2 separate regions of the Mus musculus genome follow, and region 1 is linked to region 2. Evidence: chromatin contacts called from ENCODE Hi-C data. All regions are on one chromosome and are shown on one strand. The core of a region is the stretch at or near the end of the contact, and the rest is flanking DNA. Distances in the headings are between cores, read along the strand shown. Region 1 holds the start of E030030I06Rik (RIKEN cDNA E030030I06 gene). Region 2 overlaps Map3k5 (mitogen-activated protein kinase kinase kinase 5).

Region 1 (4,614 bases), core at 1,724-4,223, 2.1 Mb after region 2:
AGACAACAAATTACAGGTTCAGGGGCTCAGTTTTGACATTCTCCCTTGGAAGGGAAAGAACTGTTGCTTATCTTTGATTTCCTAAGACTGTCCCTAAAAACACAAACCTCTACAGTAAGAATTTCTAGTTTAGCCACATATGTCGTTGGGTGCAGGAGTGGCGGATGGGTAGTGGAAAAAACTAGGAAGAAAACCAAAGGTGACAGAGGTGGCGGCTTGTGAGGATGATGCTATTAGTTAAACACAGGGTCATTTCACTAATCTCATCGCATAGTCAATCAATTTTCTTTGCTAACAAATTCAGGGTATGGGTGCCCAAGTAGCTTCTTGGTCCCTGCTGTGTAACAGTCTCCTCCAAGATTAAAACATCCCATCTGACAGGAAGCTCCTTAAGCAGGAAAGTAAACAATTCAGAATAGGGTTTCAGGAAGTCCCTGAAACTAAGCAGATTCACTAGGCTCCTCCTTGCCATATAAGCAAGTAAGAGATGAGTGTCCCTCTCAGGAGAGCAGAGTCACATCAGCAAATGACTCAGAGCAGACAAAACGCAGAAACCAGCCTAGCTGCTTGGTAGAGTCTGAAACCAACGGAGGTTCCTGGAAGGCTCAATCTCCAATCCGGTGAGCTGACTGCAAGTGTACAGTATGCTCTAGGGTATCAGCCTTGTGAGCTGTCACCCATGCTGGGGTGGGCTTCGATGACACAGGTCTTCTGCCTCTGTACATAAGCCCTCTTCCATATTCATATATATATATATATATATGATAAAACTCACCAAGCTGGACTTACACAAGTCTTGCTGTGTCTAAACAGGAATCTGATTTGTTCTGTAAAAATGTCAGACGGAGAATTATGCCTTCCCGGGGACCTGTTCTAGGCCAAGGATCTGATAAACTCTGACATATCCAGTGCCCGAAGTGGCTTTAAATTTAGAGGATTTTCACCTATGCTCTTGCTTTATCCTCACAACTCTAAGTAGGCAGGTGTCAAACGAGGTAAAATAAATTTAGAAAGCGCATCTTCTTTTTGCATATAAGCAGATGCTCCTGAATTCACAATTCAAATTCCTACTGTGGGATCAACTAAAAACCATCTAGAGACACACCAGACACAAGAGGATAAAACAGGAGAACAGGGTGAGCCAGCTAGCCAAAACTCTTCTGTTAGAGGGACTTGTATTGACCTGCACTCAATGATTGGTTATACAAGGGTGTTTGTTTGGAAGAATGCTACTTTGTATTTACATACATGACTGTTACCTTTTATCTGGACACCCCACAGGTAACAGACAAACGAAATTTGATACTAAATTCTAATGTTGAAATTCATCCTTTGCTACAGCTGTAGTGATCCTCTAGGGTAGTGAGTGACTCAAAGCCAGCAAGCAACTTTCAGGATCACAGACCTCTCTGAAGTGCAAGACACAGACAGACAGACAGACAGACACACAGATGGTAATCCACTTTTAGTAAAACCTGACTTTCTAGAAGACTCATTCTCCCTCGTCTCATTATCTTTTGCTGTTGCACCCCATGTACCCTTGCCACCCAACTAAAGCATAGGCACAATGGGGGCCTTTATTTACATTGGCTTTTTACTTATTTATGTAGTAATTAAAATTAAAATGTAGTAAAAAAAAGTAAAAATGTACTTATAAGTCTAACTATATTGGAGCCGGGCGTGGTGGCGCACGCCTTTAATCCCAGCACTTGGTAGGCAGAGGCAGGCGGATTTCTGAATTCTAGGCCAGCCTGGTCTACAGAGTAAGTTCCAGGACAGCCAGGGATACACAGAGAAACCCTGTCTCGAAAAACAACAACAAACAAACAAACAAACAAAAAACCAAAAAAAAAAAAAAAAACCCCAAAAAACCAAAAGACAAACAAACAGAAAAAAAAAAAAAACCAAAAAACAAAACTAACACCCAGCCCAGGAAGATTCTGTAGACTGAGTCCTAGAGGGCTTGGGGTTGTCTGGTTTTGTCCCTAAAAGACACCCAAAGCCCCCAGACCCCTTGGGGCACGCAGAGCGGTGTGGGAGGGGGAGGGGAGCCACCGCAGGTCTCTTTTTCTGCCTGTCTAGCAGGGTCACCGGTTTTATCTGAGGAAACTCAACTCTTAACTTTAGTTGGGCAACCAGCCGCCCCTTGCCCAGCACATTCCCGGACCCCATAGCCAGGGCTCCAGGCTCACCTGACCACGTAGGGTTGCTCTAAGGTCTCCAGGTGCCTCAGCACCGCCACCTCACGGACGGTGGAGAGCCGCAAGTCCTCCTCACTGGTCTGTACTCGCTGGCGCTTCGGAATCAGGAAGCGGCCGCCATTCTTCAGGTCGGGGGCCTTCGCCGATCTCTGCCAAGCACTCGTACTCTGATCGGCGCCACCCAGGCTGTCCTTCTCCTTGCTGGCTGCAGGCTGTCGGTGCGGCACAGAGGAACCGGGGTGCGTACTCTCTGACTTACACGCCTCGGGGGCCCCCGGGCTAGACGGACCGACCTTCTCGCCCGCGGGCGCAAGCCGGGCGCAGCCGCGAAACTCCGCCCAGCTGAGTCTCCGCGCCCTGCCGCCGCCGCCGGAGATCCCTCCTCTTCCCCCTCCGCAGCGATTACGTAGTCTGCCCACAATCTCTGCACCTAGGAGGAGGAGACCGGAGGACAAGGAGAAAGTGTGATCAGACTGCCCGGGAGACTTCCATCGGGTTCCACCAGCTCCCCTCATTCTCCCCTCTACTCGCCCTGGCTGCCTAATCCGGCCAGGTTTCTCGGAGAAAAACCAAGTTACTTTTCTTCCCCAGCACGGCTCGTGCTGTCTTTGAAAGGAAGAGGTTGCTGGGGCCCCTTGGGGATGAGCGCCGAGCGGGACGCAGCGGGACAAGAGGGGGCGTGCGGAGCAGCCCAGAGTGTGCCCGGAGTGCGGGGGAGGGGGGCGCCGGGCGCATCAGTGTCACGGCTCAATATTTATACCTATATCGTTGTTCTCAGCTGCCCTCCCTGACTCGTCGCGCGGAGTACGGGGCGACCTGGGGGAGTTCGGAACTGGCGTGAAAGCACCGGGGGTTCACCCATGTGGGGTCGCAGAGCGGGGTTGGGGCTCCTAGGACCCTGTAACCCAATGCTGCGAGTATGCGAGTAGGGGTGGTCAGACATCTGCTCGGAGATTGCTTCCTTTCTACTTTCAGTTTTTCTACAGGGAGACATTTGAAAGAGACTCGCTCTCACAAACGGTCTTTGGGGTATGGCAAGCTTAGCGGGAGACGAAATTCTGCCTCCGAATCGCCGAGGACCTCCCTTGTGGAAACTCAGGGAGGACAGACCATCTGGTAGGGGAGGGCTGGGGCTACTAGAGGTGGGAGAGCAAGGGGCCCTGGAAGGGGAGAAGTGTCCTGCTCCCTTTCCCGCGCGCGCGCGTGCACACACACACACACACACACACACACACAAAGATCGCAAGGGTATGGGAAAGGCAGGTCCGTCACACTTTTGCTTGTCCTGTCCTGAAAAGTAACTTCGGGACTTTGCTAGCTAACCGGGACTGGTCCTTAAGTTTTCAACCCGTGCAAAAGCAACCGCCCTTACGACGGTGGGGGTGGGGGCAGTAAACGTAGGTCTCCCGGGTGTGAGAAGGGTTAGGTCTCCCTTGTATCGCGACTTCAGAACCCCCGCCCGGTATCCTTGGCGGCTGAATGTTGGTAGCCAAGACAGTCGCTCTGTTCTCCAAAGGCTGGAGGCTAGGTCCCAGGCGCGGTCGGGCGTCCCATCCCCGTTCTGTTGTTTAGGGAAGACCGAGTGAGCCTTCCCGTCCCACCGCGGCCTTAGTCTGGTCTGGACCTTGTTCCACTACAGCCGCGTATCCGGAAAGGTCCCCATGCGTTTACCTGCCCCGCACCCCTCCTCCCCCGCTCGCTCTTCCGCCTGGAATTAAAGAACACATGGCGCGACCCCCACTGGGTGCGAGCATAGCACCACCTGGACAAGGCAGGGACACCCCAGGCTCCTTTGAAAGCTTTCCTAAAAAGCTGCATAAAGGACCCTCCAGGCCTCTCCCGGGGGTCGAGGGCCACATAGGTAGCGGGAGCAATGGCCTTGGCGCCCCTGTCCAGCCCAGGCTCCCGGAGGGGGCAGCACACGCACACCCAGACCGGAGCGGCGGTCCCTAGCCCCCTCTCCTCCTCCACTTTTGTTGTTGTTGTTGTTGCTTTACCACGCTGGCTAAATGTGACTTGACCCCATTTCAAAAAAGTTTGACATAGTGCTTCAACCTTTCTGCACTCCTCCGCGACTACAAAGGCTGCAGCCGCCTCCTTCTGCTTTCTGTCTCAGCTCTCTGTCTTAGCACTGAATGAAATCCTTCACGAGCTTCTCCGGAAGCCTTGCCAAAGGGTCCCCACCAGCTCAGCGAGGGGAGGCCTGGGGACCGCGACCCGCTCGTGTGCGCAAAGGCAGATGCGCCCGCACAGATAACGCCCACGTCCACAGGACGAATGCGCCGCGGAGCCCCGTGCTGCTCCTGCCCAGGGTGTGCATTTGAACTGCAAGGCTTTAAATAAGGAAAGTAAACTTGGGGCGTGAAGCAAGAGTGCACGCGTGCGGCTTCAATTCCGGTGGGCTGTGTGCACT
Region 2 (5,302 bases), core at 101-2,600:
AGCCCTGCACCAAAACCAAAACCAAAACTGAAACCCAGAAACCCACTTGTAATCCAGGCAGCGCTGTGGTAACCAGGAGGGTAACCAGGACATTCTCCCGGCGGCAGCGAGATACATTGGCACAACTTCTAAAAGAGCAGTTTGGCAATGACTAATAACATCCTGAGATGGGACAGTTTTGACCCTGGATATGTATCGTAGAAAACATGGCTCACACAAGTAAGGAAATACCATCAAGGAGTTCTATGTAACGTAGTTTATAATTCTCCTTCTCTGCAAAGGAAAGAGTAAATACCTACTAGGGGAATGACTAAATACCTTGTGGTAGTTATTTAATGGACTACTATAGAGCTCTTAAGGTGGGTCAACTAGAATGCTACAGATGTACATCGGTATATTTTATGGTCATATGTGAAATCATAGTATATGTTTAAGGCATCGTAGCAGCTATCTAAAATATAATGTGCATGACTATGCATCAAATGTTTGCATTAGGGATGGGTAGAAGTGTGCTTGGGAATTGAGAATAATTACCTGTTAGGAGAGGGATTGAGGTGAGGGGTAAGAAGTCACATCTCTGATGTAATGTAAGTTTAGGGAGTACACAGGGGAGGCACATGCTCATATTTTAGACATTTTATATTGAAATACTTGATAATTAACAGTTCTGAAGGAAATGATTGTCTATGCCTATGTACGCCAGGATAACTGAATACATTTTGGGCATTTGAATTCCCAAATATTGTTAGTTTCTTTTCCCTCCTGTTCCGGCTGTGACTGGAGGTCTCAGATGCATCTTTTTCTCTTTCCGAGCGAGCATCTGCTTTTCTCCCACTTGTTCCACGGTAGAGGAAATGATTCTCCCGAGATGAGCAAGCTCATGGCCGATGGTGATGCAGCTCGTGCCAAATGCAACTGTTGTCCGTGGCAGTCTGTCTGTGTTTACCACATACTCTGGCTGGACATGGTGCGTGTGTTTCGACTGACCCCACATGCCCTCTCTATTATCTTCTGGTCGCCATCTGATCAGCATCTCTCTAGAAGTGACACTAGAAATCTCATGTGCACAAACCCAAATTTGTAACAACGTCATTAAGTCATCTCTTAAAAATAAGCTGCTTTTAAACAGCAGAGCAGTTCCTTAGGACATTAAAAATAGATTCCCAGCAGGATCCAGCAATCTTCCTTCTGGCTGGGTACACAAAAGGATTAAGAGCAAGACATGAAAGAAATATTTGTATGCCTGTGTTTCTAGGAAACAAGATAACTGAAAAGGGGGAGTGGCAAAGCTGTATTTTGATGGCAAGTGGGTGAGCATTCTGTACGACTGATGGAACCTTAGTCAGCCGTAAAGGCGATTCTGCCACATGCTGCAGTGTGGTTAATCCTTGGTTAGTTACCGTCATTGCCCTTTCAAGCCGTTCTGTGCCACCCTTGGCCTGTGATCTTGTTCTGCAGGGACAGAGGAACTTAATTTCCTTTAAACCTTGTCTAGGAAGTTGGACATTAAATCTGGGTTTCAGGTGCACATTTTTATATAACTGAAATAAATAGACATGATTTAGAGTTATGATACCCATATTTTACATTTTGATATTTATGCTAGTTTGAGGTAAATTAGAACATCAGAGTGATATTTATTACAAGTATTTCAAAATGTAAACTGAATTCTTACCTGTGCTGTGTAAAGCCACTCAGATTCCAAAATGCTTTTAAATTTATAAAACCGGGGCTGGTGAGATGGCTTAGTGGGTAAGAGCACCCGACTGCTCTTCCGAAGGTCTGGAGTTCAAATCCCAGCAACCACATGGTGGCTCACAACCATCCGTAACAAGATCTGATTCCCTCTTCTGGAGTGTCTGAAGACAGCTACAGTGTACTTACATATAATCAATAAATAAATCTTAAAAAAAAATTTATAAAACCACACTTCTCCCTCCCCTCCTCTCCAGTCCTGCAGTGCTGCTCCCTTCTCTTAAAAGCTTTGCCTTTCTGGAATATACTTAAAAGTTCTGTTATACTAAATTTTAATTTTTTCAAAGTATATGACTCTTAAATTACTAATGGATTTCCACTAGCACTTTAAATATTTCAACTTTGTACAAAGTACTCATTTAAAAGTCATTTAAAATGTGACCCTATAAAATCCTCTTGCAATTAGTGAGCTGGAAGCACGGGCCCCACCCCTTTAAACAGCCTGTGGAGCCTTCAGATGAATTCTAACATGGTCACCAGCTATTATCTAGAATCAGCAGTTTTTAAATTTGCATTGGGACCTGGTCTGGGGCAAACTCTATATCCCATATACTTACAATGCCACAGGAAGTATTCCATTCCCATGCATTTCCTATGTCGCAGGAAACCCTTTATCCCATACACTTACAGTGGATATCACAGAAAGTTCTCTATGACATATACTTATGATGGGTGCCATTTTACTTGTTTCAGAATTACTTTCATCTGAGCTGTAGTCATTCCTTCTCAAACTGGGAAAGAGGCAATTTGGGGTAGGAGCACAGAGACCATGTGCATACCAGGGCTTTATAGATATTTTTCTCAAAGGATCTTAAAATGATAGGGAATCAGCAATGTTGCATCTTGTAAGGCATTAGCTGTAGAGTGAATTAAACAAACTCTCGTAAGATCCACTCCCACCCCACCTACCCACCCACTCCATCTAGCCTCTGATTACCATTTGTCAAAGGGGAAAGAAAAGGCAGGCTTCACAGGAACTGGAAGGTGCCACACCAGTTACTGTCATCATTTGGAGAGACTCCAGTTAGAGGATGTGAATTCGAATACCTTAAAGGGCAGGAAAGGCAGAGCAAACCATCTTGTTCATTATATGATGGCCCTTCCTGTAGAATCTCATTGTCATGGCAGTTTAATTGTCATCTTCTTTGGGTTCCTCATCTTCGAAATTACCAGCAATTTCCTATGTCAAGTGTGACTCTCTGTACAGAAAATCATCACACCTACAACTTTTTAACAATATATATATATTTAAAAATATAGAAATGTTCACCAGAATAATTTGGTTTAATTAAGCATTACTGGAAGAGGTAGTTGGTGGCAGAAGGAGAAAGCTGGTAATAGCAACACAGTACAACGTGAAGTCAGTGTTGAGAGGCTGACAGTGCTGTGGGGCTCAGACGTCACTCATGAGACCCAACAGAGAGAGTGTACCTACCAACAGCAGAGTTTCCCACAGAAGTTTTAAACATGGAAAAAAGTGATAGGGAAAAAGAAGAGGAGGAGGAAGAGGAGGGGGAGAGGAGGAGGAAGGGGGAGCATTGAATGTGTGTTATGACAGCTTTGGTGTAATAGAACTTGAGTTTCGAACTATTTTTTTTTAAGTGAAAGTTAAACATTTCTCATATTGCTTTATTCCTACCCATGAACAACGCAGATGCACCGTGTTCCCAGACCTGATATAAGTCGCTTGCTTCGGTGTGATTAATACCCCACATTGCACATAGCTTTGAGGTAACCACACATTTATGTCACTTAGTTTTAAGGTGTGATCTCGTGAGGCAAACAAGTTAGGTTCTCACTTTCTGGATCAGATAGGAAAGATTTCCTTAGGGTTAAAAAATTAACTGCGGAGTGTACAATTTAGAGCATATGGCGTCAGGGTGAACAGTCCTACCGTCTTTGGCTCATCGTATAGTTCATGGTTTATGACACTGCTTGCGTGGTGTGAAATGACTGTAGAAGACAGGTAGGAACCGTTCTTTGGGAAGACAGCACATAGGCTCCAGCCCCCAGAGGCTGTAGTGATGTTCCACAGAGCCTCAGCTTATCCATAGTCCCTATCTATCACTCCTCTCCCCTGCTACTTCCATTTCTGTGTCTGGTGTACCAAAGCCAGGACAACAGAGAAGTGACTCCTGTTTTAGGGAAGTGAAGATGTACCATTTCGAGGCGATGGACAGTTAAGGTGTTCCCTGCCTCTGCCTTTCAATGTACCAATGCTGCTTGTTCCCTGGACCACCTGTTGACCAACCTACTTGCGCTTGGGGGTTGGAGGTGAAATGGCTTGGAATCCATTGCTCAGACTCCAGGAGCCGTGAGAACACTGCAGCAAGCTTGGATAAGCTGCCACAAACTCCTTTATTAATCCTCGGGTGGGGGCGGGGCTTTATACCCTCCACTCATGCACCCCATTGGTCCCAAGCAAGCATCTCTTCCAAGCAGCAGTTTCTGATTGGCTGGCATTGTCTGTGTCGTCAATCCTTAGTCTCTCAGGCAAGTGTTCAATTAGTTCCTCATGCAGGAGTTGCCTTTGTGGCTTCACAGCCCCTAACATTTATGCAGAGATGGCTACCACCATTCCTCCTACATACCAATGTGTTCCAAAATCTCTCAGCTTGAAGACTCTTGAAGGGGCTAGGAGTGTAGCTCAGTTGGTAGAGTGAGAGCCCAACATATAAGAAGCACCACACAAACTGGGTGTGATAGCACACTCCTGGAGTAGAGGCAGGAGGATTGGAAGTCAAGGCTATCCTTGGCTATAGAGTGAATTTGACACAAGTTTGGGTTACATCGAGATTCTGTCCCAAAAGACAAAGAAACAAACTACACTTGAACATTAAGTGGTTGGTTGCGCAACACGGTTCTTTGTTGCTCAAAGGTTTTCTCCACTAAGGCCCAAAATAACATTCTCTTCTTATTTCTGGGTCAAAATGAACTTTTTTGCTTTAGATCAGTGATTGTATTGAAGCTTTTTTTTTTATTTTTTCAAACACCCCTTTGATTCTCTCTTCTATATATGGCTTGAAGTGAACTGTCTTCCTTGGTTCCCAGAGGTAGCATTTATTGATATTTTTTGTGAGCCTCTACTTTCCATCTGTCTCTAGGCAGAATACCCACCCACCACCAGGCATAGCCTTTGCAGTTTCCTCTCTACTGCACAGCTCAGCTTCTGGCCCACCCTCATAGCTGACCTCCAGTTCTATAAGAATAGCATCTCAGAGAAACCATAGCTCACACCATCTGTATCTTTCTTCTGCCTTTTTCTTAAACGCGTTCTCACGACCGGCCAGGAAGAACACAACAAAACCAGAATCTTTTGCGGCAAAACTTTATTGCTTACATCTTTAGGAGTAGGAGCGCAAGCCCCCAGCCCCAAAAACGAAAACCCCCAAAACCGAAAACGAAACCCCGTCCCTATTTAGGAGAGTTATCCTTCGCCTAGGACGCATCACTCCCTGATTGGCTGCAGCCCATGGCCGAGTTGACGTCATGGGAAAGGCAGAGTACATGTAGTGGAAAATACCCTTGGCACATGCGCAGATTATTT

The links. Hi-C counts contacts between places; a loop is a spot of excess contacts on that map.
Region 1: a map of T-helper 1 cell shows a loop between it and region 2 (6-fold over the local background). The contact joins the promoter of E030030I06Rik here to the enhancer-like site in region 2. A Hi-C loop is called at or near these places in 2 of 37 maps with a recorded cell type or tissue (T-helper 1 cell and T-helper 17 cell).

The regions. Positions count from the first base shown.
Region 1 is chr10:22,146,297-22,150,910 of GRCm38, forward strand. E030030I06Rik (RIKEN cDNA E030030I06 gene) reads right to left here and starts at 2,974. Exons shown (of 2, transcript NM_001254745.1): 1 at 2,193-2,974. The coding sequence starts at 2,716.
Region 2 is chr10:20,005,618-20,010,919 of GRCm38, forward strand. All of the region lies in intron 2 of Map3k5 (mitogen-activated protein kinase kinase kinase 5), which reads left to right. Among named protein-coding and RNA genes, the nearest start is that of Map3k5, 74 kb to the left of the region's middle. Within about 2 kb of position 1,351, at least 2 of the 3 ENCODE cell types and tissues checked have a DNase peak (open chromatin) inside an H3K27ac peak, as active enhancers do.